Regions from separate parts of the Homo sapiens genome. Here all the other regions are linked to region 3. A link is a loop called in an ENCODE intact Hi-C map of the cell type or tissue named here. Cell type or tissue: mammary epithelial cell. All regions are shown on one strand. Each heading gives the region's core, and the rest is flanking DNA. Links, peaks and the distances in the headings are about the cores only.

The links. Hi-C counts contacts between places; a loop is a spot of excess contacts. Peaks named below come from ENCODE experiments on the same cell type or tissue, not always from the same donor. Only the 100,000 strongest peaks of a DNase experiment are listed, where the experiment ranks them.
Region 1: it touches region 3 in a loop (15-fold over the local background); 24 of 110 quality-filtered maps call a loop at or near these places.
Region 2: a loop joins it to region 3, with 2.1 times the contacts of the local background. A loop is called at or near these places in 4 of 110 quality-filtered maps.

The regions. Positions count from the first base shown.
Region 1 is chr2:189,136,847-189,148,124 of GRCh38, forward strand. All of the region lies in intron 1 of COL5A2 (collagen type V alpha 2 chain), which reads right to left. Among named protein-coding and RNA genes, the nearest start is that of MIR3129, 9.4 kb to the left of the region's middle. In mammary epithelial cell, for the core only: a CTCF peak has its summit at 6,485 (motif pointing right); no DNase peak of the experiment used is centred there.
Region 2 is chr2:189,230,955-189,242,232 of GRCh38, forward strand. It overlaps a transcript of COL5A2 not described here. Among named protein-coding and RNA genes, the nearest start is that of COL5A2, 57 kb to the left of the region's middle. In mammary epithelial cell, for the core only: no CTCF peak of the experiment used is centred there; DNase peaks (open chromatin) are centred at 2,787 and 5,317; H3K27ac peaks cover 4,133 bases.
Region 3 is chr2:189,283,640-189,294,917 of GRCh38, forward strand. It overlaps a transcript of COL5A2 not described here. Among named protein-coding and RNA genes, the nearest start is that of COL5A2, 110 kb to the left of the region's middle. In mammary epithelial cell, for the core only: a CTCF peak has its summit at 4,455 (motif pointing left); DNase peaks (open chromatin) are centred at 2,832 and 4,582; H3K27ac peaks cover 2,547 bases.

The sequences.
Region 1 (11,278 bases), core at 1,963-9,962, 150 kb before region 3:
GTTCAGTTAGTAAAACATGGCAAGCTATAAACTTGCTTCACTTTCAGCTACTTACAATCTGAACTTTATTTTCATTTTAACTGCTGATGGCCCAAACTTTTTATTGTCTGATAATATTCATCATTTTGAAAAATAGAAGCCAAATGTCAAATAAAATGCTGAATCTAAATTCCATCTCTTTAGTGTAGTAGAAATCTATATTATAGGTTCTATAATTACAATTATTAATCTACAGTTAACAAATGTTTTCTTCGTTCGTGTTTATTCTGAATAAAACTAACTGGACCAATCTCTTCAAGCAAAAACACAAACATAATACATTAAATATAGCAATAGAATGTGATTTATGGATCTTGAGTGAATTATCATTGGTCTTTTATAGGAAATGACAAGAGGTATAAAATTATCACAGAAAATGAAGTCCTACTCTTACATGAGAGATGTCTTCTGAAGTTTTGAAATCTAATAATAACATATATATCAAGGCCACGCCTAAATCCAAATTCTGTATTGGCTCATGTTACTTGATGAAGTCATTTTGTACAAGTAGCAAGAAGGAAGACTTATGTTCTGATCACTATTGAAGAACACAGGATTAGAGAAATCCAAATTTGGTGAGCTGGGTTGATTTTGTACTGAAATTTTAAGTAATATTCTTTTGATGTAGTCACACATTGTGTATTAAACAAAAAATGATACTTTTCACTTAGAGGAAAATGCTTTTTCTTATCTTATTAATTTGTTAGCCATGGATCCAGGAAATATTTTCCTTTCTCCTCTACAATAGAAAAAACAGCAGCACATGGACTAGAACCTGAGCTAGCTTCTAACTGTGCAGAAGACAGTGAGTTGGGGGCGGGGGATGGGTAGATGGGCTGTTGAACTGGGGCTTGTGCAATACTCATGAAGGCTTGAACCACCATTCAGCACAAGGTGATGGGTGCATAAATGATGTGTGCCTAGGATTTCTCAGACCTGGCAAATTTTAAAGAGAAGATAGAAATCAATATTTGTGTTTGACATCTCTCAATTGTTTGATGTTAATGATGTAATTCTAATAGTTTTTCAAAGCACTGTTTGAGCCCAGGAAAATATCTGTGTGGGCCTAATCCAGTTGAGGACTCCAGGTTTAGGATATACATATATAAAATGGAGTCTTGCTCAGTCACCCAGGCTGGAGTGCAGTGGCATGATGTCGGCTCACTGCAACCTCTGCCTCCCAGGTTCAAGCAATTCTCCTGCCTCAGCCTCCTGAGTAGCTGGGATTACAGGTGCATGCCACAATGCCCAGCTAATTTTTGTATTTTTTAGTAGAGACAGGGTTGCACCATGTTGGCCAGGCTGATCTCGAACTCCTGACCTTGTGATCCACCCTCCTCGGCCTCCCAAAGTGCTGGGATTACAGGTGTGAGCCAATGCACCCGGCCCGGTATATTTTTAAGGTATTATTTCCAGCCTCTGTCTAGCTCTACCCTTATCTTACTTATTAATATGTCTTGATTTGCTTCTGTTTATATATCACATATAGGAAAAATCTGAGAAGAAATGCTCAGATTTCTTCTCAGGCGATTCTACTGTCTCTGCTTCCAAATATTAACTCATACATGCTTAATTGAAATATATATAGATATTTGTATATACAACTATTAGTACACACATATATATTTCCTTGCTCTGTCAGCTGACAGAACACAGAAGCAACAACTCCCAAGTAGCAATGAACACACCTAGGTCCCAGATTGTGGTTTCTGATAGCATTCTCCAATATAAGGAACAAGAGCTCTTTGAATAAACAGCTGATTCTAGGACTGGGCCAATAAATATACAAAACGAACCTAGAACATCTTATAGTAACCGAAAGTAAAAAAGTACATACACACAAAAAAGCCCACATGATGGGGATATATCAAAGGGACACAGAATACAACTGAAAGACTTTCCAGTGGCCAAAACTGAAACAGTTTGACAAATAAAATAAGCAAAGTAGCATTCAAATATCACCAAAAATGTAAAATAAATATCTATGAGTCCATACCGATGTAAATACATACAAAATATAAAATAGAATAGGACAAATCTCCTATGCAGAATTGCAAATGATTTATGTAGCTACCCCACCCTTTAAAAGTTGAAGAGTAAGTCTCCACTCCTTAAGTAAGAACTGTATGTACATAGTGGCTTCCTTCCAAAGGGTACAGAATGGAAAAGGGAGGAAACAGCAAATTTACAGTGAAGACACAGGACAAATACCACCCCAGACAGGTGATCAAATTTAACACCAGGCTTGGCGCGGTGGCTCACGTCTGTAATCCCAGCACTTTGGGAGGCCGAGGCAGGAGAATCACTTGAACCCAGGAGGCAGAGTTTGCAGGGAGCTGAGATCACGCCATTGCACTCCAGCCTGGGCAACAAGAGTGAAACTCCCTCTCAAAAATAAATAAATTAATTAATTATTAAAGTTTAATATCAGTAATAATAATTCATGTTGATAGTTGAGAATGGCACTTTACCTCCTCCCAACACCCAGAACTCCAGTCTAATCATGAAAACAAAAATCATACACATCCTAATTGAGGGACATGGTACAAAATATCAGGCCAGTACTCCTGAAAAATCGTCAAAATCCTAAAAAACAAGGAATGTCTGGAAACTGTCATAGCCAAAAGGAGCCTAAGGAGACATGCAACTAAATGTAATATGGGATCCTGTGAGGGATCCTGGAACAGAAAGAGGTCATTAGACAAAAACTAAGAAAATCTAACTAAAGTATGACTCTAGTTAATAGTAAAATATCAATATTGGCTTATTCGTTGTGAATGTAAGATGTTAAGAAGAGGGAAAATTGGGTCTAGATTATTTGAGAACCCTTTGTACTATCGGTACAATTATTTTGTAAATTTAAAACTTCTAAAATTAGAAAGTATATTTTAAAAGTGACCAGATGTTGGCTGGGTGCAGTGGCTCACGCCTGTAACCCCAACACTTTGGGAAGCCAAGGCAGGCAGATCACGAGGTCAGGAATTCGAGACTAGCCTGGCCAATATGGTGGCACCCCGTCTCTACTAAAAATACAAAAATTAGCTGGGCATGGTGGCGCGCACCTGTAGTCCCAGCTGCTCAGGAGGCTGAGGCAGAAGAATCACTTGAATCCAGGAGACAGAGGTTGCAGTGAGCCAAGATGGCGCCGCTGCACTCCAGTCTGGGCGACACAGAGAGACTCTATCTCAAAAAAATAAAAAAATAAAAAAGTGACCAGATGTTAAATCATGTCCAAAATACAATTGGTTAGCATTTCTATAATTCTCCAGTTATAAACATCAAGAATAAAAATAAGAATCAAAGTGTAAAATATGTATTTATACCAAAATAATCACACTTTAACATATGTACATACATGATACGATACCATATAGGGCAGAAAATAAAACTAATATTTTCCAGCAATTGTAAACAGAAAAAACATGCCCAGGGCCTCAATGAAGAACACAGCCCTCTGATTCTACATTGCCTTTTTCCCTTTATCTTGTCTTAAGCAGATTAGAGGACTCTTCTGAATATTAATACATTTTAAACCTGGAGGCACATTTGGCATTATATTATAAAACAAAGATATGTTTATAGACCAGAAATTTAAACAAAGAGACACCACTGTGCTTCAACAAAGCTTATAATAAAAATACAGAAAAATCTATGTATGTATATGCACATATATATATAGAAAGGAAGAAAGAGAATAGGGAAGTTGATCTTTATTCAAAATGTACAAAGCTATAGTTACAGCTTTACATTTCCTTACTATTTCCCTTTTAGGTTATTATCTGTATCCCCTCCCCTTCTTTTTATTAAATCTTATTTCTCATTGTAGAGGCTTAATGTATACTAAGAAAAATAGTTTCTAGTATCAGAAGACATAGCTCTAGTAATTACCATAGAGAGAACTTGAGTAAGTAATATATTTTTCTAAGGCTCAGTTCTTCCAAATTAAAAATTAGTTTTAATAATTCTTATTGCAAGTGAAATGGATAAATTACATGAAAAAAGCATTTTAAACTATTAAGCACCACACAGATATTACTTGTTAATTAACCTAGATTCAAATATTTTATTCTAAAATATACTAAAATTTTCACCTTGCCCACTTAAGATTTAAAAATACTTCAATGATAAAATCAGCATTCTTTTATTAAAAGGAACTATAAAATAGCCAGATGTATTCCTTTTAATAGAGATGTGCTTTCAGTGAGGTATTCTGGGAAATGAAGCAGGACTTTGACAGGCAGAGATGGGGCTGGGCAATATGAGCTGAGGATTCCCCATGGTCTGGTAAGGAAGCCGACTTGGAAGTTAGCTGGAAATATAGTGTGCAGTAGACCAGTTAAAAACATTGGTGAATTAATATGCGTAAGGTTACCATTAATAATAATAATAAATACCATCTAGTGTTTACTTTATACAAGGCAGTTTTCAGATGTTATCTGATAAATGCTCACGACTATTCAAGGTAGAAATTATTTGCCTATTTTGCCTTATTACATATAAAGGGATTGGGGTTCACAGGGGCGAAATGATTTCACAGGCAGTGAAAAGTCAGTTTTCAGAGCCTTATCTTTGCAGATGCATTCTTTCTATTACTGTAACCAAAGACTATGCTGAGTATATATTAATATATACAATTATCTGACTGGGATAATTTATTTATGGCTCCGGTTAAAGATTTCCTCTTACCAAAAAATGTAAAATAAGTTCATATAGTCACATGGGTCACGTAGTTAATGCAAGTTTTAAAGTTAGCACGCTCATTTCCCAACTTCCCCCGAATTCTTGAAATTTACTAATGCTATTTCAAAATAGCGAAATGCACTGTTAAATTTCTTCTAGATTCTTAAGGTGTATTCTGACCTAAAAAATTAAGCAAACCGTCCTTTTAATAGGATCAAGGAGTTTATAGAGTTTAATAGTGAAGCCATCTCTTTTTCACTTGAAGAAATCCAATTCTGCATATTTTGCTTGCATGATTTGATAACGAAATGTATGTCAAGGATGAAAGACTAAAGGTTGAGCTTCATCAAACTAAGGAAAAATATTTAAGATGTTTTATGGATAGTAATTTTATAAATAATGTCAAATTCTTTTCTGGAATTTCCTATGCCTATGGTGAGAGATAATATAAATCTGATATAATCAAGAACTAGATTTTTCCCTATTATATGTAAATGTTAACATTGTATAGACTTGATAAGTTATCATTGGAATGGATACAGATTATTCCAAAATATTTAAAGTTTAATCTATATGTTTTCATGTTATGATTGACAATAATTTTAAACAAAATGTTTTTAATAATAAAATACATTTTAGTGCAAAACAAGATTACTCTTCGAACTAGGTATATTTAAACATCTATACTTCCCTTGAAAATCCTTGTTTTTTTATTTCTAAAATAAATGCTTAACATTTATGATATATGTATACCATAGATTATATTTTCCATACTGCAGCCAACTAGCTCACCATAATTATAAATTTTTTATATCTGTGCATATCATTTACCAATATTTATGTGTTTTGTTAGACTAAAATCTAACATTATTTATACAAATGTACTATACATAGACTTAATAATTGAATGCACTTATTAAGCACTCAATAAATGGTAGCCTCAAAGTAATGATTATCATTATATTAATGAATGTCCACTAAAGAATATAATTTAAATGCTTATTATCTTATGCCCACTCTTATATAAGGTCAACCAAAAAATTCTCTCCATATTTTACCTTAATTAATTCCTGTTCATTCTGCTTTCAATAGGACAGACATCCTTCAGATTTCTTTATACTATGATTACCCTGCAATCTATCTTAAACATAGCTATCGAAACTTCTTCTTAAATGGCCCTTCAATTGTGTCACCTTTCTCAAACCTCAGCAATTGCCCTCAGTCGCACTCTGGCCCAATAACAACTTTGTCCTCACCTTCAGAATTGTGTCATTTTTTTTTTCACTCTGGTTATTGTTCACACCTTACAAATCTCATCAACTGCTTTTTGACCTACTTGACTATTCTCTGGGCTATTCATTCTCTTAAATATTATTTTTATATACCAATGAAAAATCTACATTCTTAAGTAAATATTTTCCACATCAGCCATGATTGTTCGATCTCTCTCCTAATGTGTAACAAATAAATTTCTAGGTGCTTAGCCTCTAGCTTCATGCCACACAGAGTATGCAGTGTCAGCTACTTCATAAGCCACCAAGCCGCCTTGACTTGCCTGCATTATCTATATCACTGTTTGGAGGGCTGTTGTATATTGTTTGCAGTTTGTACACTTCACAAAGACTCCAACTGAGGGGGCCAGTGGGAAATGACATTCAATCCAAGCTCTCCTTGTCATACTATGAACCCTAGCTTGGGGCTGTATCTACTGGAAGAAGGAATGCCTTTTATTTTGCTCCTGTCCACTTGCCTAGGGTCACCTGGAGGTGGCACTGTTTTCTATTTCAGACAGAAGTCACCCAGAGGTGGCACTGTTTTCCATTTCTGTTTCTAATGTTATTTCAGACAAAAGGTGTATAAAGGCCTACTCTAACCCTGTAACTGAGGTCAATATTTCCCACTGTAAAATTTTCTGCCTAACTTAATCCCATCCTAATAAAGTCTCTCTCATATCCTCTATTAGAATGAGGCTTCTTTGATGGCATTAATGAAGTATTAATTCGACAACTAGGTTCTAAATATCCATTGTGTCCATTATACTATGATTACAAAACATATGAACAATCTGTTATTAAACAACTCATACTCTGATTAGGGAGCTAAGCCCATGCATGAAACTTTTAAACAAATATATACCTTGCTTTGGTGTGAAGTCTTCCAAACAATGAAAGAGAGACGTGTGGAGGTTAGAATAACTAGAAAAGACTTCACAGGGGAAACAGGTCTTAAACTGGACTTTGAAAAAGGAGTAAGATATTACTAGACTGTAGGAAGAAATGAAGACATTATAATAACATAAAAAAATCCTACAAGTGGTATATCATACGTATTATGTGTTCAGTCTTTAAAAAATATATAGCTGCAGAACTGGAATTCTTAAAGAACTAGACATGGTAATGAAGATTAATATATTGAGATCGCCAGGGTAGAATTTTAAGTTCAATCTGTTTCCCAGATCTTTAGAGGAGGAAAAAAAAGAAACAACGTAGTGTTTGTATTTATCATCTGCAAACCAGATGGTTATGGCAAGGGGTGTGGACATTCAAACACATTCTTCCCTGCAAGAAACCATGTTGCTGTGATGCAAGACTCTTGGGCCTCTGAAAACAGTGAACATAAAAGTACTTAAGAATTTTCTGAACAATTCAAAAACTCAAAAGACAGACAGATGAAAGAGAAAAAAAAGGTACAGTTTGACACACAGTTTCAGTAAACAAGTACATAGTTGGGTATTTGCTTAGTTTTACCTAGTTAGGAGAGTACAAGTTTTGTTTCTGAGCAAGAATCTTCTCAAAGGAGAGGGGAGAAAAACAATCAGTGCTTATTTACTGTAAATTTTGAATTAGAGAACTGGTCTGTGTTTGTATAGTCATGTATGTTAGCTTCATAAGGACACTGTAGGTTGCAGTATCCTTGTTGTACCCATACAATGCTGAATGAGTGAGAACAAACAAAAATATATGTGCATACATACATATATATGTTATATGTATATATTATATTTATATATTTTTCAAGACTGAAAAAATCCATTTGCCATCTTCTTGAATTAAAAAATACATATATTTTATATATATACTTTTATCAGAGTTTTTTAATCCTAATGAACTGGGAAGATGATAAGTGCTTATAATTCCAACAAATAATGTGAAACACCAGATGCACTAACCAGTCAGCGTGAGTAGAACATCCTGAGCAGTAAGCACAGTTGGGGCACTAAGCAGGCCTGACTTGCTAATGTAGATGAAGAATTCTCCATTTGGTTCTGAGTGGGAACAGATGCTTCATATCTTTTAGAAAGGAAATTACATTCTACAGAAGAGGAACTCAACACTGCCAAATTAATAAGATGAGAGATTTCATCATCTCCTGGAATACATTAGCATGCAATTTTCCTCTTGTTCCAATGATCCTTTCTGAACTAGCCCTTCTTAGAGTTTAGAACCTCATGGAAGCCCGAGCTGACCTAGTCTACAACCAGAATTGCCTTCAGAGCATTGCAAAATACTTTCTTAATTCCTATATGTATGAAACAGTAGAAGCCATGAGTGTTTCCATGTTTGTATAAAAACTTTCTTACTTCAGACTCTGAGTAAGCGGGATGTGAGAACACAGAAGGATTCTTGCACTTAGAAAGGGTTAGAAACATGACATGGGAACTATACTCCAATAGAAATTTTACTTAAATGAGTAAAGTAATGTGAAAAATTGCACACGTCAGGAATTAAGAATGATACATTTCTTGACCATCTCTTTCTTCTTGTTTATTTTTTACATGGATTCAAGGCAGCGTTCACTGAATTTCCTATTTAAATAGTAAAATACAGTAATGCAAATATACTATAATTCCCTAAAATAATACAACTAAGCTTAAAATATAAAATATTCACTTGCATAACCCCAAATATCTATTGAATATCTAATTTACAATTATGTATTGCTATTTGGATCACACACTAAAACTTTATGAACACAAAAACCTGACCTGCAATTTTCTTGCTATATAATCAGTGTCTATTATATTGCCTAGATCATTCTGGGCTCTTTAAAAACTATGGCCAATTAATGAGCTGAAGAAGATCTTATTCAGAAGGATTTTTATTGGGCAAGTACCATATTTTAAAGAAAAATACATACTTTTCTAAGCTACTTAGAGTATAGGGGAAGACCCATATAATAGGTGAAACCAGGCTACAAAAGTATATGAGATAAGGCATAATTATTATTTTCTGAAAAGGAAAAAAAGGAGAAAATAGATAGATAGTCCTTAATACTGTGATCCTTCTTTAGAACCAAAAATCTTCAGTTAAATTATTAAATTTCCAAAAACTTGACATGAGTGGAGTTTGCCATGTACATGAGTGAGGTAATGACTCTCACATCTGGACTCATAAAGAGCAAGACAGTAGAATTACATTGAAGGCAAGGACCAAGGATTTAGGAAGGTTACATGCAATTTAACTGAAAAGGCACCTACAACTAACATCTTGATTAGAATGATGATATCTTCATACATTGATCGGATGAACAATGAAGGAAATGGGAAAGGTATTCCAGAAAGATCTGGGAGAAGGTACAGTTGTGAAATTTTACCATTTAGTAAGAATTGTACTGCAAAAGAAAAGAAAAAGTTCAGTGGGAAGTGAATGAAGATAGAATAATTAGGGATCAAATTATGAAAGGCATTGGTTGTTAAACTAAAAAATATGAACCTTACTTATTCTATGGGCTACAGGGACACTATTTAAGCAAAATTATCTAAATAGTGTATAACAAGAAAGAAAGTGAAAACATTGGATAAAGTATAAATAAGGTGAATTTATATTGTAATCCCATCATAGACATACAGAATGCACATTGGAGTACAAGAATACAGATGATTACAGACATCAGTTTGCCAAAATTGGATTTTCCGAGTCTAGGCAGACTTGAGCAGGAATTGATGAAGGTTGTATCATGGGTGCCCACTTCTGTCTACACAGTATTCAAAATGATTAAGCCTAGCATTTGGCAAGAAAAAAGGAATGCCATATAAAATAATTTAATTTTAGTAAAGGGAACTTAGGAAAATCTGGCCATTATTAAAAAAGAAGTAAAAAGAAATAGTTTAAAATAAAATGAACCACGGGACGTCTGGAGACTATTTTAAAATACATCATTAGAAGCCCAAGATGAATTTTTTGTCATGAATCATAAAAACAAGCCAGATGCATTAAAAAATGCTTTCACAGCAAACTATTACAGTAAAAGCTGCCTTCATAGGAAGAAACAAGCATCTAAATCAAATTTTCCCAAGTCAAGGAAGAAAGGGAAGCCTCTAAAATTTGACACATCAGACATAACTGGAAATTAGACCAGAAAAAGATTTGTGAAACTATCTTTGTGAAACTATATTTGTGAAAAAGATTGTGAAACAAGTAACTTCAAAGCCAACAATAAGAAGACCCTTAAAAATGTCAAACAGAGGAAGGAAACCAATTCCGGAATCCAAAGAAATCCTAAATATAAAATTGTATTATTGGGGTAATACTAAAAGAATAGTTAGTTCTTTTCTCTTTTAATGTATTCTTTTGACGATTTCAACACCTAAACTACATATTAAATTATGTGTGTCCAAAATACTGGATCAAATTGCCAAAAATGCATTGTTATATTTGACACAGATAAATACCTAAGATGCTATAACATCTATACGAAAATTATGAAAAAACGTAAGGGTTAAATGTTGAACAGTAAGCCAAGACATATGACCTACCAGTAACAAATTAAGCAAACCAGAAAAGACAAGTTGTCAATATGATCCCCATTCATAAAGACAGAATTCAGCGAAGACCCTGGAAATCTAAGGTTTACTTTCAACCAGGTGATCTGGTGGAATCTGTTACAAAGGAGAGAATAACTATCTTCTTAACACAATACAACTCACAGAGGAATCATGGTACTGGGAGGGAAAATGATGCTTGAATACTTGTATGACTAGGTTCATACAAAAACTGCTTGAAGATTGAATCACCATGGGATTTGGAAAGATGTTCTAACATGCATAAGGAGCTGTCTTAGAGTCAAGAAACAAGTAAAGACCAAAAAAATATTTCTTCAGGTGGAAAAATTCAAATACTGAGGGCTTCCTAGGACTACAGTGCTATAACGTCTCTAGAAAAAACATTACCCAGAGAATGTTCTGGGCTTACAGATAATATCAGAGTGCTTCTTTACCTTGCAGGCCATCTACATGCCTTAACTAATACCCCAGGGCCCCAGCAAAGTCCCAAGGGTAAGGAAGTAGGTGGAGAAGGAGGAAGAGAAGCTTTATCTCCTCTCTGATGGTCCCGGGACTCTACCAAATGAGTTGGTGGAGAATTTCTTGAGGAGTCTATCACAGATCCTTAGAACCATTTCTGGATTATCCTAAACTTCAGACATTTAAAAAATGTCAATGATTATCATTAAAAAGCGCCATGATGCTCTTAGTATTAATAGAAAGAGGACAAATGAACTTCTTTGTGGAAAATGCACTTGCATTCACAAAAAATTATGTTACTATTCACTGGGGGGAGGG
Region 2 (11,278 bases), core at 1,699-9,698, 52 kb before region 3:
AAATGTAGGTGTATACATACAATGGAATATTATTCAGCCACTTAAAAAAGAAAATCCTGGCATATGCTACAACATGGATGAATCTTGGAGACATTATGCTGAGTGAAATAAGCCAGTCAGAGAGGAAAAATACTGCATGATTCTACTTATATGAGGCATCTGAAATAGTCAAACTCATCTTAGCAGAAAGTACAATGGTGGTTGCCAGGAGCTAGGAGGATGGGAAAATGAGGAGTTTCTTTTCAGTCATATAAAGTTTCAGTCATGCAAGATGAAAAACTTCTTAGAAAGCTATTGTATAACAATGTGCTTACAGTAAACAACACACTTAAAATTTTAAGAGGGCAGATCTCAAGTTATATTTTTTTTGCCACAATAAAAAATAAATACATGAAGAAAAGAACTTTAACTTTACCAGGGATAGTAGGAAAATAAGAGAATAAAGAAAGAGAAAGGTAAGCCCCTTCTGAAAGGTGGCCTCAGGAAAATCTGGGACTCTCATTCACACCCGGTGCCTTTGATCCTTTCTCTAAAAATGTTTTACACTGGGGAAAAAAATCCACAACATTGCGTTTAAGGCAACTACATACTGATTCATGTAGATACATATTATGTTCATACAGAACAAGCCTGACCCCCCAGCTTGAGTATCTTTTTTGTCTGATAACTTATGATCATCTGGTAACTTAAGAAAAAAGGACATATGTAGATATATATAGACAGAGATGATACAGATAAAATATTTAATGAATGTGTAGAAGCTATTAGAGCATTTGTGTGTATGTTTCTTATAACTAAAGAAGAATAAAAAGAGAAAAAGATACATTTGTGTTATGTTCTATTTTTCCATTCTCTGTTCCAACAAGACAGTCTTTCTTCATTGAGGAGATTTTGCTGTCTCAGGAGAAGGAAGTGGAGGCCTTTCTCAGATCTTCCTGGGAAAGCTGAGGTGGAGAGGAGTTTGTTGGAGGAATTCAGAGGGTGACACAGCAAGAGAGTAAACATTCCACACGACTAGAAAGGAAGAAAGGTCTCTGTCCTGCTCCATTTGGGCATGGCAGGAAAGTGGCAGGACTTTTAGAATGGTTCCTTGGTGGAAGAGGAGACCCTTCTGGGCCTGAGCATAGAAACAGAAGAGCCACTTGCCTTTAAGTAACTCCAAGGGTTTGAATAAGTGGAAAGTCCTCAGTGACCATGGTGACTCAGACACTCTCCTTCCATTTTCTGGGCACTTCGTAAACCTTCTGAATTTTTGTGCAAACTAGAGACATAGATAAGCACCTGCATTTAAAATTATGAGGTTCTAATTTCCCAGGTGGGTAAGGGACTCAGACTCATATTTTTTTTCTTTAATTGTGAAAATAACGTAATAGGCCATTTCTTCCATACCTCACATCGGGTAATAACATCTATAATCACAACACACAGGAAGCTATTCATGACATAATTATTTTATAAGTGAGAAAGATAGGTTATAAAACACTGTATGATATAAAAGTCAATTTTTGTAAAATAAAATAATATACTGAGTTCCTACAATAGGCCAGGCAATGAGCTGGTTGAGGCAGATTACAGAGGAGTGAGTTTCAGGGAAAAGGTTTTTCTGGAATATGTTTCTCCAGAACAATATATTATTCATTGCTGCTATAGACTGAATGTTTATGTCCCCCGCAAATTCACAGTGCAATCTAATTTTGAATGCAATTATATTTGGAGGTGTTTCCTTTGGGAAGTGACTGGGTGATGAGGAGGAAGCCTTGTGAATGGGATTAGTCCCCCTACAAAAGAGAAGCCAGAGACTTCCCTTGCCCTTTCTCCCATGTAAAGACACAGAAGAAGATGGCCAGCTATGAACCAGGAAGCAGAGCCTCACCAGATGGCACATCTTCAAGTTCCTTGATCTTAAACTTCCCAGCCTTGAGAACTATGAGAAATAAATTTCTTATGCTTATGAGAAATTAAAGGGTGGGTGGAATCACCCCTGAGAAAAATGCTTTCTGCTGAGTGACTAATATTGAAACCTAGTTTAGCCTTCAAAGCTGCTAAGGCCCAGAATCACTGATACATGAATAAAATTTAAGAGAATAAGCAGCTGGATTTCTAGTATACTTAGTTTTCTATTTCAGAGTTTTATCAAAATAGAGCAAGAAAACTTCCATCAAAAGCAAGCATGTAGTAATAATAGTCTCAGCACCATCAATACATATGGTCATTATACAGAGGGTACAAATCATTGTTTTCCTGTTGGCATCTGTGTCTTTTCTCTCACTGCTTTCATTTTGTTTCTAGGTAATTGAAGGCTGAGATCCAGGAAAGATAAACAGGGTTTTAAATGCTTCCATTAAAGAATAAAGTTATTATTGTTTCCTAAATCAAAGCTACATGTAGCCACAAGTTGAGGTAAACAATGACAATTAAAAATAAGACATTAACATTTCTACTTCCTGTAGCTGCTTGTCAATAAATGTAAATGCTGTAAATAGTCAACTAGAATTGAGACCCAAAGAACTCTAAAAAGTAGTCACCAGAAAAGCAAATGTAATTAGATACTATAGGATCGTTAAATACAACTTTGTTACTACAGCTTTACCTTGGTATTTGAAAAAAAAAAGTTAAACAATATTTTTCTTTCAACTCAATATTTTCTTTAATGGAGTTTATTCCATTGTTTTATTGTTGGAAGAAGTGTACAGATGGTCCTGACTCACAATTGTTCAAATTAAGATTTCTCAACTTTATGATGATGCAAAAGTGATATGCCATCAGTAGAAACTGTACCTCAAATTTTAAAGCGAGTCACAGCTCCCAGTCAGCCATGCAATCACGAAGGTAAACAACCAATACAGTGTGCTGTGTTACCAGAATTTTTTGGATATTGTGTTTCTCATGCCATCAGGGCTACAAAATGTCAATTTTTGACTTACAATATTTTCCAGTGGCAATGGGTTTATCACCACATACCCCCATTGTAAGTCAAGGAGCATATGCATTTGCTCTTTCAGTCATCTTATTTTAATGATTGTTTTATTTTTGCTTCTTATCTATTTTCTTTGTTTTCTCTCTTCTATTTGATGGTCTATATTACCTGTGATATCTACTTTCAGCATATTATAAATCGTGTGTTCTGTTTTTAGTTCCACTAGTGTTTACCTTTGTATCTTTTATAACATTGATTAAGCATATACTTGTCAGTTTATCAAGTTCAAGAATGAAATAACATCTATTAACTTCCTCCTAAGTAAATTGCAAACTATACATCCTCAGCCTAGTCCCATTCCACTACACACACCCTAGTTTTTGTTTTTATACTCTGTAATTTTGAAATCATTATTATGGTATTATTTTATTCAAGAATTTTAAGGAATTATATTTCCCTTTTATTAGATTCATTTCTATGTTTACATAAACTCAAAGCCCACCATCAGCTTTTTCACACCATGAATTTCCCATTCAAGAATACTTTATTTTAGTTTTTCCATATATTGGCTGAATCGCATATTTAAATGAAGATTTTGGTAATGTAGTTACATAAGTAGTATATTTTCCTGAGTCGTTGGATACATAAAAATATTTTCTTGTTGACTTTACATAGAGTTGACAGCCTGGTTACATAAAGAATACTTGGATTAAACCATTCTTCTCTGAAAATTCAGTAGAGGATGCCTCCTGGTCTTCTGAGAGTACAGCAGGAGGTGAAGAGCACAGGACCTAGAATCATGTAAACATCTAATTTTAGCTCCGCTAATTACTTGCTAGACCTTTGCAAATTACATAATGCATACTTTTACTTAGTTTCCTAAATCTCATTGTTCTTATCTGTAAAATGAGACTATTCCTTACTTCCCAGGTTTAAGGTAAGGAATTAATGGCATGATCTATATTAGTGCTAATAAAAATATAGTGTAAACCACATTTATAGTTTTAATTTTTCTAGCAGTCACATTAAAAAGGTAAAACTAATTTGGATATTTATAATTTAAATAAAAATAATAATTATACTTAACCCAATAGGTTCAATAATATACATCATTTCAACATGTAAAACATTATTGAGATATTACATTCTTTATTATACTGAGAATTCTAAATATAGTGTATATTTTATACTTATACCATATAGCTATACCATTCAGTTATAGCATTTGCATGTCACATATATCAATTTGGACTGCCACATTTTATGTCCTCAGTAGCCACATGAGTCCAGTGTCTGCTATACTGGAGAGGGCAGGGCTACATACTATGACTCAGTAGAGTTTCTGGCACACACATTCTCTAAATAGTACATATTTTTAATTGTTTTAATGGCATAGAGGAGAACTATCAGAAAAATCTCTCTTACTTTCTTACTAAATCATCTGTTCCTTCTGCCTAAATAAATATATGCAAGAGTCTTCATTATTTTTTCATGTTAAGAAATGTTTATTAGTAAACTTTTTATTGCTATAGAACATAATATTGAAGAGAGCAAAAATCATGTTTCACCCAAAGGATAGTCACAAAGTGAACATGTAATCAACACTCAGATTCTTAGTCTCCCTAGGTGACTTCAAACATTATGATGTTTAATTTCACCTAGTTTTGAACTTCCCACAAACATAAAGATGCAATATGTGTCCTTTTACATCTTGCTTCTTTTAGTCAGCATTATATCTCAGCCATATTGTTGCATATGTTTTTTGGAATATAATTCCCATTTTTTGTAAAGTAATCCATTGTATGAACATACCATAATTTATTTATTCACTGTTCCATTCGACTGCTCTTAGACTTTTTAGCTCCTAATTAATTCCAGTTTGGAGCTCATGCAGAAAAGAGTTAACATAGCAGGCCATACTGCTATCCCTAGACAAGGCTGCACCTACTGTTGGCCCTTGACTAGCATGTAAGAACTTGGATTTTGGAGTAAGTAACTAGTAATAGTGTCTCATTGTGCCCAAATGGTTTGTAGAAACAATGTGGTTTATGCTGAACACCTGCTTTCCTTCTGGGAGTCTGGAATTCTGCTACGTTCCAGGCAGAGGCTGCATATTTGTCCATCCCCCAATAAAAAAAAAAAAACACCTGAACACCAAGTCTCTAATGGGTTTCTCTGGTAGACAGCATTTCACATGTGTTGTCACAACTTGCTGTTCAAGGGATTAAGTGTGTCCTGTGCGATTAATTGGGAGAAGACTCTGGGAACTTGCACCATGTTTCCTCTGGATTTTGCCCCATGAGTCTTTTCCTTGCCCTGATTTTACTTTGTATCCTTTCACTGTAATGAATCATAACCATGAGCATGACTCTAGTTGTGCTGAGTCCTGTGAGTCCTATAAATCATCAAAACTGAGTTGTCTTGGCAATATCTGACACAGGGCCATTACAAACAATGTTGCTATGAATATTCTTGCACATGCCTGTTGGACAATATATGTGAAATATATATCGCAGAGTAGAATAATTGGGCAATATGGTATGAATATGTTCATCACTACTAAATATTGACAAATAGTTTTCCAAAGTGGTTATATTGATTTACAACTCCTATCAATAATTGATGAGAGTTCTAGTTGCTAAACATCCTCTCCAACACTTGACATTGTCATTTTAGCCAGTCTGGTGGGTGTAGAGTGGCATCACATTTTGGTTTTAATTTGCAATTTACTTGATGACCAAATAAAGTTGAGATCCTTTTTATAGGTCTATGGGCTACCAAGATATCCCCTATTGTGAAGTGTCTATTCAAGTCATTTGCCAATGTTTCCACTGGGCTATCTGACATTTTCTTACTGATGTGCAAGCATTCTTTAAGTATTATGGATATGTAAGACCTTTATATATATAAGTATTCATATGTGTGTCAAATACATGACAAATAAACTCCCACTCACTCTTTTAATGATAACTTATGATAATAAGTTCTTAACTTTAATGTAGTTTAATTTATCAATGTTTTTCTTTATAGTTAGCAATTTGTGTATCTTGTTTAAACAGTATGTATTACTCCAGAATCACAAAGATTTTATTCTCCTATTCTTCTAAATGCCATACTTCATTACCTTTTACATTTAGATTAGAAAGGATTCTCTGTCTGTTGTAAGGTCTTTCTTTTTTCTTGAAGCCCGATAATGCCAGGATCTGGCTCACAATTGAGTATTACTATTTTTATCTGGAATCTGGTTTACTCTTTTGATCTAGAGGTTTACTGTTTACCTCAGTTCAAGAAAGATTTTTTTAAATGTATACCTTAATAATTTCCTATTCCAGTTGCAATTGTTTTTTTACTTCAGGAACACTATTTCCTCCACCATATATGCTTTATTTGTTAGTATTTTTTTAGAAGTTATGCCACCCTTCCCATTTTATTCTTTTATTGTTCTTTCAATTTTATCTCTTATTTCACAGAGTTTACAAAAGAGGATAAGAATAAGGTCTTAGAAATGATAATTTTGTAAGACAATAACAGCAAAAAAAAAGACAGCTGGGCTCAAGCAAATGAATATAGTAGTCAATATTGCTGGTAAAAAAAGATTTTCTTAAATTATACATGAAATGATACACATAATAAGTGGCAAAGGAATTCATAGGACTGAGGAATGACATTGGTCTAGGGTAATTAAGAAATGCACCTCAGAGAAGTTAATGAGTTTGATGATATATAAGTAGAACATTACTGTGGTAAAAGCTAAAATATGCATAATTGCTGATATTATAGTGATTTTGGCAATATATCCAACCACTATAGACCAAACAAATTTGCAATGACAGACTGTAAGTGTGTACTTTTAATAATAAATGCAAATATAAATTTTTATTTGGCACAAATTTTCCATTTGTTCATAGAAATTTATGAAACTCAAAAAACAACAATTAAATGTGGCGAAGTAATTATAACTCTACATTTGATGAACTTTGGATTTCCTTGACACTATCTCAAGGCTCAGTTTTGTGTTCAATAAACTTAAAAATCACCATTTATATTTTAGAACCATTTTATAGCTTTTATCGGATGGGAAAATAGAGCTAATCTTAATCAGTATTTTCACAGAACAAAATATTTCCATCATAATTGAAATTGTCCATGGGTCTTGGGAATATAATATATTTGCGAGCTATTATAGTTTGCATTCAACATCAAAATAAATATGTATAAAACAAAATTTATTCTAATTTTCTGAAATAGCTTCAGCTATGTTTCTCCTCTTCTGTTTGAGAATTTTGCATTGCTCCAATAAAAATGTGATAAATATGTCATAAATATGAGTATGTTGGTTTATTTCTCTCTTGATGTTTTAAAATGCAAATGAGGCAGACAGCAGGACATCTCCAAAGAGATCCCACTGAGCATCGCCATCTTGTTAATTAATCACTTACCAGGAACTAGACCTCCATTTTGCAGCCTCAAAGACCTGATCTTTCCTGTACATTGAAAATGGATCATGAACCTGAAGCATTAATTCAAAATTCAAAAGGATAAACTTCCAGTAGGAAATAAGATTCTAAACAGAACTAGAATATTTGTTATGTATCCCTAAGAAAATACAATATATTAGTCTGTTTTCATACTGCTATATAAAGAACTGCCTGAGAGTGTATTAGTCCATTTTCATACTGCTATAAAGAACTGCCTGAGACTGGGTAATTTATAAAGGAAATAGGTTTAACTGACTCACAGTTCAGCATGGCTGGGGAAGCCTCAGGAAACTTACAATCATGGCAGAAGGCAAAGGGGAAGCAAGCCACCTTCTTCACCAGGTGGCAGGAAGGAGAAGAGCTGAGCAAAGGGGAAAGAGCCCCTTACAAAACCATCAGATCTTGTGAGAACTCACTCACTATCACAAAAACAGCATGGGGGAAATGGCCCACATGATCCAACTACTCTCCACCTGGTTTCTCCCTTGACACGTGGGGATTATGGGGATTCTAATTCGAGATAAGATTTGGGTGGGGACTCAAAGAAACCAAGTTATAATCAGAGGTCAGGTTTTAAAAAGGGTAATAATTACTTAGAAAAATAAAATATTTATTATACTCTGTTTAAAATACAATTAGGTATTCTTTTTACACAGAAAATAAAAATTCAAATGCTTTAGAGGCTAGGCAGGTAATATGAGTTAGCAAAGTCATCCCAAATGAACTTTGGTCAACTGAAGTGCAACCAAGGTGTTTACAAAAGGAACTACCAGATATTCAATTCTAGCTGATCATCATCACAGGGAGTGTAGACCCAAGTGTTGACAGAACTTCTGATTTTTTAAAGAGACTCTGGAACTTTACATTTTTAATGTTTATCTTCAGATTTTTTTAATGTTAATAATTATAATAGAATAATGGCCTCACAAAATGCCCCTGACCTATTCCCAGGAACCTGTTACCTTGCATGCCAAAAGGGACTTTGCAGATGATCAAGAACCTTGAGATGGAAAGATTATCCTGTATTCTCCAAGTGTGCCCAGTGTAATTCCAAAAGTCCTTACAAGGGGCAGAGGGAGGCAGGAGGAACACAGTGAGGGAAGGGGACATGGTAACAAAAACAAGGGTCAGAGTCAGAGAGTGCGATCTGAAAATGCAACGTTTCTGGCTTAAAAAACCAAACACCGCATATTCTCACTCATAGTTGGGAATTGAACAATGAGAACACATGGACACAGGAAGGGGAACATCACACTCTGGGGACTGTTGTGGGGTGGGGGGAGGGGGGAGGGATAGCATTGGGAGATATACCTAATGCTAAATGACGAGTTAATGGGTGCAGCACACCAGCATGGCACATGTATACATATGTAACTAACCTACACATTGTGCACATGTACCCTAAAACTTAAAGTATAATAATAATAAAATAAAATAAATAAAAAAATAAAGACAGAAGAGGGGGCCACAAGATAAGGAATGCGGGAGGACCTAGAAGTTAGAGAAGACAAGGAACTGATTGTCCCCTAGCATCTCCAGAAGGAACAAAGCCTGCTCATACTTTGATTTTAGCCAGATAAGACACATTTCAGACTTCTTCCTCCAGAAATGGAAGATAATAACTCTGTACTGTTTTAAGCCACTAGATTTGTGGTCATTTGTTATAGCAGTGTTAGAAAACTAACACAATATTTTAAAAAACAACAAAAACCAAAAACCAAACAAGTCAAGTTAATGATATACGTGAGCCAAATTCAGCTTTAGGCCTTAAATTTAGTATATTTGAAGAAAATACTGAAGGTAGCCTTACCAAAAAATGCCTTAATTGGGTCAGGCTGCTATAACAAAAGCCGTTGGTGGCTTAAACAGCAAACATTTGTTTCTTATAGTTCTGGTGGCTGGGAAGATGAAGATCAAGATGTCAGAAGATTTGATTCTTAGCAAGGGCCCTCTTCATAGCTTGTAGGTGACCACTGTCTCACTGTATTCTCACATGGCAAAGAGAGAGAACACTTGTGTCTTTTATAAGGGCATGAATTCCATCATGAGGGCCTCATCCTTGTGATCTAATCTAACCCCAGTTACCTCCCAAAGGCTGCACCTTCAAATACTATCACACTGGGGATTAGGACTTCAACGTGTGAATTTTAGGGCTACACAAACATTTACTCTGTAGCAGACAGTAATGTTTAAAGTATTGGATAACTTAAAATGAGATCATGCCTGTAAAGTCCAGGGATGATGCTGTCAGTGTTTTATGTCTTGACTCTGCTTTTTCCTTTCTGAGTTTCTCTACCCAATCAATTCCTCTTGTGATTGCCTGATCCATGTTTTTCACCAGTCCTATTGGCCCAGTAGTCCCCCAGTGTCTTTAAGACAGTTCTGCAGGTCTCTTTTCCAAACCTTTACATGTTATTTTCATAATATAATCTTCAGAGGAATAAATCTTACTTTATCTCCAGGTTCTCAGAGGAAGCTTCATGGTGGCTCTCAAGTGCAATCAATAAAATCTAAGACATAAAAGGAAAATCTAAGACACAAAAATGTGTTCATAAAATAGACTGCAAGAATAGAACCATATTAATAACATTTTTTCTTTGCTACTCATTGGGATTTGTTCCCACAAATTGGACTTCAAACTTCCAAATCTAATCACGTATTATTTTATCATTAAAACCAAACAGCTTGCCACGCAAAGTTAATGTGTTAAATCCTTTTCATTTTCATCTTCAATCTTCTATAATGTTCAATAGTGCCCTGTTTTATTTCACATCAGATATAATCAACAGACCCCACCACATATCCTCATTATTCTCTGACAAACAACACAGCACTTGTAGACCATCTTCCCTTTTTTCCCTTAATTACTATTTTTTTTGTAAACTTATTTTTCAACTATTTAAATTGAATGAACAACTACCTATTGGGTACAACATTCACTATTTAGGCAATGGGCACACTAAAAGCCACTAGACAATATATTGATGTAACAAAACTGCACTTGTACCCCCAGGATCTATAAAAATAAAATAAAATAAATTGAATGAACATTGCTCTGTGTTACTGAAGATTCCTATTTGATTTACTTTCTCTACACACAAGCATTTGAATGGATTTTCCACGATTATCCTATTGTTCAACAATTATGCCTGGGCAACGTATTGAGACCCCATCTCTACAAAATAAATAAAAAAATTAGAAGGGCATGCACCTGTAGTCCCAGCTATTTGGGAGGCTGAAGTGGGAGGATCACTTGAGCCCAGGAGGTTGAGGCTGCACTGAACCATGATCACACCCCTGTACTCCAGCCTGGGTGACAAAGCAAAACGTTGTTCGAGAAAATAATAAAAATATTTTTCCCAATATCCTTTATTCTCTTAGCTACTACATTGATTGTCCTATGACTAAAGGTTAAGAAATAAAGTAGTTGGGTCCAAAGCTGAGTGATATTTTAAAGATTATTGACCATTATTGCCAAGTTAATTCCACCAAACTATACTCATTTGCACTGGTACTTTGCTGGTACCAGGTATTCTCCCCTACCCAACCTTTGCTAATTTGGCAGGCCCCAAATGGTATCCCATTTTATGTACTTTTCTTTGACCACAGTGAGGGTGAACATTTGTTCAAATGTTTATTGATTATTAGTATTTTATCTGAAAAGTGCATGCTTGAGCCCTTTCACACTGTTGTCTATTGGGGTTCCTCTTTTTCTTATTGACTTATAAAGACATTTAAAAATATATACAGCCTATTAGCCTTGTCATATGTATAGTGTGAACATTTTTCATCTCCATTTTTATTTTGTTTATAGTGGGGTTTCAGAAAACCATTTGATACCTTTGTGCTTTCTGGCATGTCTTAATTTTCCTGTCACTGACAC
Region 3 (11,278 bases), core at 1,107-9,106:
AAAACTAAGGAAATTTGAATCAAGTATGAACTTACTTAATAATAAAACATCAATACTGGTTCATTAATTGTGACAAATGTGCCATGTCAATAAAAGACATTAAATATAGAGGAAATTAGGTGTGGGATATATGGAAACTACTATCTTTACAAATCTTCCATAAATTAAATTGAATAATTCTAAAATTAGAAGTTTATTTTTAAAATATGAGCCTAAAATTCACTCTACCAACTTCAAAAAATACCACATGAATCCAGAGTTGGTCTCTAATCTGAACCACATTCACCATTAATCTGGAAATATGTACTAAAATTACATGTTAGAAAAAATAATGCTGCTTAGCCTAACTAGTCAGAATCAGAATCAAGTTTCTTAGAATAGTTGGCAAGAAACAATTCAGGTCATGAATAAGCATACTGATATTTATTGATATTTATATGCTCATATCATACATTGCTTATATCATATATATGATATGCTTATGTCATATATTGATATTTATAGTTTTTTCAAAGCAAAATAGGTAACAATTAGTTGGAAAACAAAAGTGTTTTAATTCTAATTTTAATTATCAAATATTCCTAATCAATGACCACTTTTATGTTTAATATGGCATCCAAATATATCCAGTTCTTGCAAACTCAAGTATATTAGTCCATTCTCAAACTGCGATCAAGAACTACCTAAGACTGAGAAATTTAAGAAGAAAAGAGGTATAATTGATTCACAGTTCCTCAGGCTATATAGGAAGCATGGCTGGGAGGCCTCAGGAAACTTACAATCATGGTGGAAGGTGAAGGGGAAGCAAACACATCTTACTACGGCAGAGCAAGAGAGACAGAGAGAAGGGGGAAATGCTACACCCTTTTAAACAACCAGATCTCATGAGAACTCCATCACAAGAACAGCAAGGGGGAAGTCCGCCCCCATGATTCAATCACTTCCCACCAGGCCCCTCCTACAATACATGGGGGGATTACAATTCAACATGAGATATGGGTGGGGACACAGAGACAAACCATATCACCAAGTATTGACTAATTGACTAATATAGAGTATATGTTGCTTAACAACAAGGATATTTTCTTAGAAATGCACATGTAGGTGATTTTGATACTGTGAAAACATACAGTGTACTTATACAAACGTAGATAGTATAGCCTACTACACGCACAGGCTGTAGGGTATAGCCCATTGCTCTGACCACTGTTGTTCATGCAGTCCATTGTTGACTACTGTTCATGCCTTGTTATGTGGCACATGACTGTATAAGGTATGCTTGGATAACAAGTACTTTGCTGGGGTGTTTTATTACTTGATATGGGGTAATTCTTGTTGTTATTGTTTATTTTATGAATTCCCTTCCTCTATGACATCCATATGGACACCCCTGAGTCAGCCTTCAGTGTACTACTTTGTGAGCATGCACATGGTGTGTGTGTGTGTGTGTGTGTGTGTGTGTGTGTGTCTAGAAAAGAGTTCTCTTGAGGCTATATTCTTTATGAAGGAAGAAAGATAAAAACACAGAGCAAGGCAGTATGAACCCCTCTGCTTGTTCCTGCCCCTGAATGTGAGCATCTTCTTCTGAGACAGACCACTGTGACAAAAGTTGGCACTGTTCCCCTAATGCCAGACCACATTTCAAAACTTTCCCCAAGGCTCGACAAATCACAACTCTATTTTACCTGTTAAAGCCCTGAACCCACCAATACCTAAACATTGCTCCTAATTCCAGGACCTGCACCTCCAGAGAAAGTTAAGACAATCTGAAAAGGCCCCCTGAATTCTGACTAATAATAACCTACATCTACAGTGCAATTTCCCATCTGTATTATTTCATTGGGTGCTCACAAAAATCTCATAAGATGAGCAAGGCAAGAAATGTTTATTTTATAGAAAGAGAAAACTGAAGTTGAGATGAAATAGCTGATTTCCAGAAGGTCACATACCACAGCTACCACGGCAGAACAAGCAAGATCCCAGGTCATCTAACTTGATATTTTCCCACTAGCAGCTCTGCTTCTGATCAGGAACAATATCAAAGGCATAATTTCTGACTGATAAAAGTGGTCGTTTAAAGTAAAAGGCAAGTTTTTAAAGATAATGTATCCCTGAAGAGATGCCTTTGATAAACTAAAATGTGCTTTAGATATTAATTTCTCTGTATTCTATGACATTTTTGCATTTTTATCTCTTATTAATTATAACCATGAAGCAAATGAGTGGACAGATGAGGCATGAGTACTTGTGGTTGCACAAATCATTTAGTATGCTTATCTCCTCAAGTTTTCCCAATAAGCACATTTTGGATCAATATCATAATATCACATTTGACAAATGTCTCTGACACTACCTTATTCCACCAAGCAGCTATTATCTAATTATACTTTGAAATTAAGTGCCTGGATTCTCTGGGTGGCCTAAGGGTACCTCTAGAAAAGCTCATACGTGGTTGAAAAAAAAAAAAGACTGAAGACAAGAGAGTACTAAATTGACATAGGCAGGTCAGATTGCACAGTTTGGCATCACATTTAAGAAATTATAGTCAAGTGGCTTTTAGTTGCATCCTAACTGTCCATTTTCAGGTGGTACTTTTGCCAAACACCAGATCACTAGGGCTGTATTAAAAAGTTCAAATAGCACACTCAAATTTGAAACTATAGATATTTTTTTCTAGTTTTTCAGCTGGCACACATGAAAAGCACTTTTGAGCACCAAAAGAAGATGAAGAAATAACTTACAGTGAATGGAAAATGTTAGGAAAGCAAGGGCTAGACAATTCTATGAGTCACTACTAAGATAGCTAAAGGGATGGGGATTCCAGTCCACTCATTAAAGTGTGGGTTGAAGTATTGCTTTATTTTTCAAGAATTTCCATGGGAGGTACTCGGAGGGAAAAACGGGAGGTGGTCAGACTTGAGTACAGACAGAAAAGGCCTATCTTAAGAGTAGTGAGATACAGGCATAAGTGGAAGACATGCCACAGCACAGAAGAGACTTACAGTCTTCAATGGTTTTAAGAGACTTTATGGCACTATTTCAAAAGTGAATTAAATCCTTAAAAGAATTCTTCTAAATGAGCAAAATGTAGTTTTTAAATTATTTTAATTTACTTCCCAATTCATAAATACAATATGGAATTAGTTTTGTCTGTGATTTTAAAATCTTAGAATGTCTATTTTTAACAGCAGAGAAAAATATTCTAACATAGGAAATAATTTTAGATTCATAAGTTCCTTTGTAGGAAGAAATTTTTACCTATTATTCTTTCAAAAATCAGAAGCAAAATGTCAGAAGCAAAAAAAACTTAAGAATGAACATCTACTTTGTGGATGTTAATTTAGAGTAATATCATAGTATCTATTACCTATCTCCTGGGAAAGATATGGTTTATACTTTTGAGACAACCTGCCCAAATTTAAGAAGTATCAGTTGCATCCCTGAGAAGCCATGGAATGCAGTAGTTAAGAACACAGAACAAATATTGGTTCTGTCACATAGTAGCTTAAAATCTCAGAGTTCCATATAAAAATTAAAAAAAAAATAGTACCAAATTGAGAGTTATTTTTGACTGAAGTAAAATAGCATCTGTGAAGTACTTGGCACATAATCAATGGTAGTTATCATTAAAGGTATAAAATTTTTTTACAAAAATTTTTTTACAAAAAGCCTAATGAATGACAGAATAAAAAATGTTATTTGCTTTCCAATTTTGTTACTGACCACTGAGATATGGGCATGGAAGTGGCACAAGCACAATGGACACAGGATCAGCGACTTGGAAGGTGGGGAGGTTGGGGAAAGATGAATGATGTATGAGTGAAAAAGCCCCTTCTCTATTCAGTTCAACAAATATTTGATGAGCTCCCACTATAATCCCAGTCATCTCAAAAGATGTCTATCACTTCCTTTAAGAGGCTACTCCTGATGGTGAGATAAGACTTGTACCCATGGAACAAGGAAATATATGATGAGGTACTAAAATTAGTAGTAGTATAAAGGATTATGCAGTGACTACTTACTAACAAACCATGTTAAATTACAAGATTTAGAGCAATACACATATAAAACCAGCTGCAAAAATCATTGCAATTACTCTCCTTAAGATAATCTAAAAATGTTATATTCTACTAGTCTGCCTAGAAAAGATATAAAATCCTGACTTCTTTTTGTTACTTTATTTTAGACATCTAGTTTTTTAAATTAAGCAGAAAATCCACTTTGGTTTTATCTATCTGAATGTTAAATGTAATATTTATCTCTTAATGTCTCACACATTTCAAAAACTTATGGTTATATTTCACCCTTTATGTGCCCAAACTATTCAAGGACTTCCAGAGTTGTGTATTACATACAAGCAAAAAACAAAGAGCAACAGCACTGGAGAATTCAACAGATGACAAGAACAGCTACACTAAAAAAAAGATCAGAAAAGAAAGTATGCCACCTGCTGTTTATGGAATGAAAAGAGGTCCCACAGTAAGTATCTGAATACATGAGTCAAAGCCAGAAAAAAAAGACGTTTGGGCTTCTCTCTGCTTTCCTAGATCCTGATTTCAGCATGTTATAACAAGTTTATAACCATGCATATGTTAACTAAAGTTATTGCAAACAAGTCTAGTCTTTGTCTTTCTCCTGCACATTATAAAGGTATTAGGGGTTTTTTCTATCTACTTGTGTTGACCTCATTTGACTTGTTAAGTCCTTGAAAGTAAAGAATGATGTATTTTCTTAACTATGATTGTATAGCTTTAAAAAGCACTACAAGCAGTATCAGGCAGTCAGTAATGTGATGACTATGAATAATCATACATCAACAAACTGTATAGCCTAGAAGAAATAAATTCCTAGACACATACAACCTACCAAGACTGAATAATAAAGAAGCAGAAAATCCAAACAGATGAATAATGAGTAAAGAGATTAAACCAGTAATGAAAAGTTTTCCATGAAAGAAAAGCCTAGAGCCTCGTGGCTTCACTGCTTTTACCAAACGTTTAAGAACAAATACCTATCCTTCTCAATTTCTCTAAAAAAAACTGGACAAAAAAGAATACTTCAAAATGCAATTTATGAGGCCAGCGTTATCCTGATACCAAAGCCAGACAAAGACACTAAAAGAAAAGAAAATTACAGGCCAGTATCCCTGTAAAAATTCAAAATCCTCAACAAAATGCTAACAAACACATTCCACAGCATGTTAAAGGGATCATTCACCGTGACCAACAGGAATTTATCTATGGGATCCAAGGATGTTCAAAAAATGAAGATCAATAAATGTGATACGCCACATTAACATAATGAATGACTAAAATCATATGTTCATCTCAATTGCTGCAGAAAAAGCATTTGACAAAATTCAATATCCATTTCGCTGAAAGTTTCAACAAATTAGGTATAAAAGAAATGTACCTCGACATGGCTGGGCACGGTGGCTCACACCTGTAATCCCAGCACTTTGGGAGGCTGAGGTGGGCAGATCACCTGAGGTCAGGAGTTCGAAACCAGCCTGGCCAACATGGTGAAACCCTGTCTCTACTAAAAATACAAAAATTAGCTGGGCGTGGTGGCGTACACCTGTAATCCCAGCTACTCAGGAGGCTGAGGCAGAGAATCGCCTGAACCTGGGAGGCGGAGGTTGCAGTGAGCAAAGATTGTGCCACTGCACTCCAGCCTGGGCACCCGATCAAGACTCTATCTAAAAAAAAAGAAAAAAGAAAAAAAGAAAAGAAAAGAAATGTACCTCAGGACAGTAAAAATCATATATGACAGGCTCACTTCTAACATCATACTCAATTGTGAAAAGATGAAAGCTTTTTCTCCAAGATCAGGAACACGACAAGGATGCCCACTCTTACCATTTCTATTCAACATAGTACTAAAAGTTCTAGCAAGAGCATTAGTCAAGAAAAAAATGATAAAGCCATTCAAATTGGAAAGAGAGAAGTTAAATCATTCCTGTTTGCAGAAAACATGATCTTATATATTTTTTAAAAATCTAGACTCCACGGAGAAAGCTGCTAGAATAAACAAATTCAGTAAAGTTGCAAAATACAAAATAAACATAAACATATTAGTAGTATTTCCGAACACCTAGGTTTGTAAACCTAGTATTTCTGATTGATTTTATTCAATCAATCCAGCCTCATTTATATTAGCTACCAAAGTAATAAAATACTTAGAAATAAACTTAACCAAGGAGGTGAAAGACCTGAACAGAAATATTTTGTGTTCATGGATTGTAAGAATTACAATGTCCATGCTACCCAAAGTGATCTACAGATTCAACGCAATCCCTATCAAAAGTTCAATGACATTTTTCAAAGACATTTCTAGAAATCCTAAAATTCATAAGGAAGCACAAAAGACCTCGAAAAGCCAAAGCAATCTTGAGCAAAAAGAATGAAATTGGAGGCATCACACTACCTGACTTCAAAATATACTACAAAGCTATACTAATCAAAACAGCATGGTACTGGCATAAACACAGCCACATAAACCAAAGGAACAGAATAGAGATTCCAGAAATAAATCCATGCACTTATAGTCAATTGATTTTCAACAAAGGTGCCAAGAACACACAATGAGAACATCTAGGTTTGTGTAAGCACACGCTATGATGTTTGAACAACGACAAAATCACCTAAAAATGTATTTCTTAGAAAATGTCTCCATCCTTAAGCAACATATGACTGTACAACATTTAAAATCCAGCAATGAATAATTTGACAAAGAAGTCTGAAAAGGAATTTTCTGAAAGGAAACCAAGAGTGTAGTGTCATGGCAGCCAAAGGAGCATTTGCTGAGATGGAGAATGCCCAGTAATGTAGAATGCTGCTGAGTAGTCAAATACGTTGAAGACGTAAATTATACATTGGGTTTTGTGACTTAGAGATAAATAGAGCAAGAGTTATTTGAGGTAGAATTGTTAGCAAAATAACCAGATTAGAGTGAATCAAGGGGTGAATTTGCCATGAAAAAGAGAGATAACACATGTACACAACTTTTTCAAGTTTACCTGATGGAGGATTTACTGAAGGGAGAAGTAAGATAGAAATATTGGAGGATTTTTGTTAATACACACACACACACACACACACACACACACACACACACATTATTATATACAGGGAAAGGAAACCTCAAATACATTTTAGAAGGAGGTATGTTAGACATAACAAATATGTGAATGGTACAATATCTCAAGACAAGGGAAAATATCTCTGCTTGTAAGAAAGGAGACCTTGATGAATTAAGAAGGCTATCAGAAATTTAAAAATTCTGAAAGAATGTCTTCATTGTAGGTTCTAAAATACTGGGCCTCATTCTTGGAGACAGGCATATATTAGTAAATTTAAAATGTTTCAGAGTTTTCTATACTGGTCTTCTTTATGTCAAGAAGTTATAACATTATCTCAAAGACACATCCAATTAAAATTTAAGAATATTTAACTAATACATTTAAGAACTGTCTTTTAAGGAAAGTCATAGTGACTTTTATCTAACTCCCATAGATTGATTCCATAAATCTCAATAAACATTTTGATTTTATGCACTTTGGGTATAGTTAGTCTTCTCACTTAAGAGATTTAAATAGATGCAAGTATCCTAATAGATATCTTTATATCCACTCAATAGAGAAGGCTGAAAGGTTAAAGTTTCGCTGCCGGTTTCTGAATCAGCATTATTAGCTCTATAATCTTAACTATATCCTGGCAAGAAACAGAAAACCATTTTGCTACACATTATTTCACCATTCACTAATTCCTACAATTTCATAAGAATAAAATGACAAATTCATAAAATTGTGAGACTCATTTTCATTTTTTTGGTTTTACTCCCTTATAGTTGAAATTGATTATTTCATTCCTGGCATCTTTCCCCACAACTTTATTAGGACATTAGGTTAAATTTTTTTACATAAATTTTATCATGGATAAATTCTTTCAGAGTAGGTGTTACTTTCATGGCAGAAGTACTTCAGACATACCATACAACATGGTGGTTATAAACCACATTTGGAAATTATGACTCACTATATAGGCAAGATCATTTCTCGTCATCACAGCTTGAATTTTTATATCTGGGTAAAATTTTTTCTCATTTTATACTACTGAAAATTTTTCTGCTATTTTTTCCTGTGGAAAATTAAGCTCTTTGGTTTAAAAAAAAAACTTGCTCTATTCTATACTGGTTTGTTCCATTTCTAGGATTATACTGAAAATGTATTAATTTAGCATCTTTGATGTATCTTCTATAGAAACCTATATGGATATTTTTGGATTTTCTCTATGTTATAAAAATAGAGAGTCTAATTCCAAGGAATCCATGCACTCATTTTATTATGTGATCATAATTAACACCCCAGAAGGAAATCACTTTAAGCAATGGATAGCTCCAACCTTTATGAAATGGAATTTTGCATTTTCCTAGAGAGAAAAACAGTAGTCTACTCCAACCCAAGAAACTCCACTAAGTGATCTGATTCTTGGGAACTGGGTAAACTAATTTGATATCATTGTCAATATATACCATGGGTAGATGAAGCCACATATATTGTATGGAAGACCGCAGCTTATTAATTGATAATTTACTTTTGAAGTGAGAAAAAAATCTACTTAGGAAAATTGGCTCATGATTAACATCTATTTTAGGTAAGAAATTATCTAAGAGCTAAACTGAAACTATAAGGAAGATATCTCACCCTTACACCTTGACATTGGCCATTCTGCTGCTTCCAAAAGTTGAGGGCTTTACTGGTTAGAGCCTGCAAAAAGAACAACCCCATCAAAAAGGGGGCAAAGGACATGAACAGACACTTCTCAAAAGAAGACATTTATGCAGCCAAAAAACACATGAAAAAATGCTCACCATCACTGGCCATCAGAGAAATGCAAATCAAAACCACAATGAGATGCCATCTCACACCAGATAGAATGGCAATCATTAAAAAGTCAGGAAACAACAGGTGCTGGAGAGGATGTGGAGAAATAGGAACACTTTGACACTGTTGGTGGGACTGTAAACTAGCTGAACCATTGTGGAAGTCAGTGTGGCGATTCCTCAGGGATCTAGAACTAGAAATACCATTTGACCCAGCCATCCTATTACTGGGTATATACCCAAAGGAATATAAATCATGCTGCTATAAAGACACATGCACACATATGTTTATTGTGGCACTATTCACAATAGCAAAGACTTGGAACCAACCCAAATGTCCAGCAATGATAGACTGGATTAAGAAAATGTGGCACATATACACCATGGAATACTATGCAGCCATAAAAAATGATGAGTTCATGTCCTTTGTAGGGACATGGATGAAACTAGAAATCATCATTCTCAGTAAACTACCGCAAGAACAAAAAACCAAACACCGCATATTCTCACTCAAAGGTGGGAATTGAACAATGAGAACACATGGACACAGGAAGGGGAACATCACACTCTGGGGACTGTTGTGGGGTGGGGGGAGTGGGGAGGGATAGCATTAGGAGATATACCTAACACTAAATGACGAGTTAATGGGTGCAGCACACCAGCATGGCACATGTATACATATGTAACTAACCTGCACATTGTGCACATGTACCCTAAAACTTAAAGTATAATAATAATAAAAGAAAAAAAAAGAGCCTGCGTGCACTGTGCAGAAGTCAGACCAGAAATGCTTGAGAATTAATACTCCCATGGGAGCAATTCTCAACCGGTGACTAATGGGAGTTGGTACATAAACATCCCAGTTAACTTTTCCCTCAGCTAGGATAAGTCTGAAGTATTCTACTGTATCCCCCAGAATTTTCCAGTAGGATAGAACAAGTGGTAACTGGTTTAATAATACACTATTATCTGACTGTCTGCGTCTCCCCAGAATTGTGTTGAAATCCTAACCCACAAGGTTAGGATTAGGAGGTGGAACCTTTAAGAGGGAATTAAGTCGTGAAGGCGAAGCCCTCATGATAAGGATTAGTACTTTTATAAAAGAGACCCCAGAGAGCTAGCTATCCTCTTCAGCCACATGAGGACAGGCAAAAAGACAGTTGTCCATGAACCCATAAGCCAGTCCTCACCAGACACTGAATTTACTGGTGCCTTTTCTTAGACTTCCCAGCCTTTGGAACCGTGAAAACTAAATTTCTATTGATTAAAAGCAACCCAGAGGGCCAGGAGCGGTGGCTCATGCCTGTAATCCCAGCACTTTGGGAGGCCAAGGCGGGCACATCACAAGGTCAGGAGATCGAAACCATCCTGGCTAACACGGTGAAACCCCATCTCTACTAAACAAAATACAAAAAATTAGCCGGGCATGGTGGCGGGCGCCTGTAGTCCCAGCTACTGGTGAGGCTGAAGCAGGAGAATGGCGTGAACCTGGGAAGCGGAGCTTGCAGTGAGCTGAGATCATGACACTGCACTCCAGCCTGGGCGACAGAGCGAGACTCCGTCTCAAGAAAAAAAAAAAAAAAAAAAAGCAACCCAGGTTATGGTAGTCTATTAAAGCAGCCTGAACGGGCTGATAGCACACTATTGCTTTCCTTCCCTTCAGTGTCTCACTCCCTTACAAGTGTTTCCTGGAATCGGCATTCAAACTTGCACTATCAACCTTGTTTCCAGGTCTGCTGTTAAGGGAACATAAAATAAAATGAAAGCTATTTAATATTTTCTTCCTCCAGTTTTGAAAACTGTATTTATATAGCCTGTGTCAGCTGGCCCTGTGAAAATATATGTACTATATAATGAGGCAGAAACAGTCACATCACATTTACCTTAATCAACTCTAACATTTGATTAGAGTCGATTAGAGGAGGAAAAATCTGATACCCCTTTTTAGTTATTTCAGAGACTTTATTATATTCCTAATAACCTGTTATTCTTGGAATTTATCACATTTGTCAGTGCAATCAAATATTCTTAACATAATCACTTTCTAAAATGGAATTCATTTTTTAAGTAGAACATACTCATAAAAACTCATTTGAAAATTTCAAAGCAATAGCCAATATATTTTCATTATGTACTGGGCACTTTAAATGTTTGCCAAGAGAAGAGCTAAAGCTATATTGCAATTATGTTTTCATTTCTACAAAGATACCCTTAAATATCTATGAATAAAAATATGTCTTCCACATTTTTGGCCTCAATTAACAAATTACACACTCTTTTTTGTTTTGTTTTTTGGCACAGAGTCTTGCTCTGTCTCAGAGGCTGGAGTGCAGTGACACAGTCATGGCTCACTGCAGCCTCAATCTCCTGGGCTTAAGTAATCCTCTGATCCTCC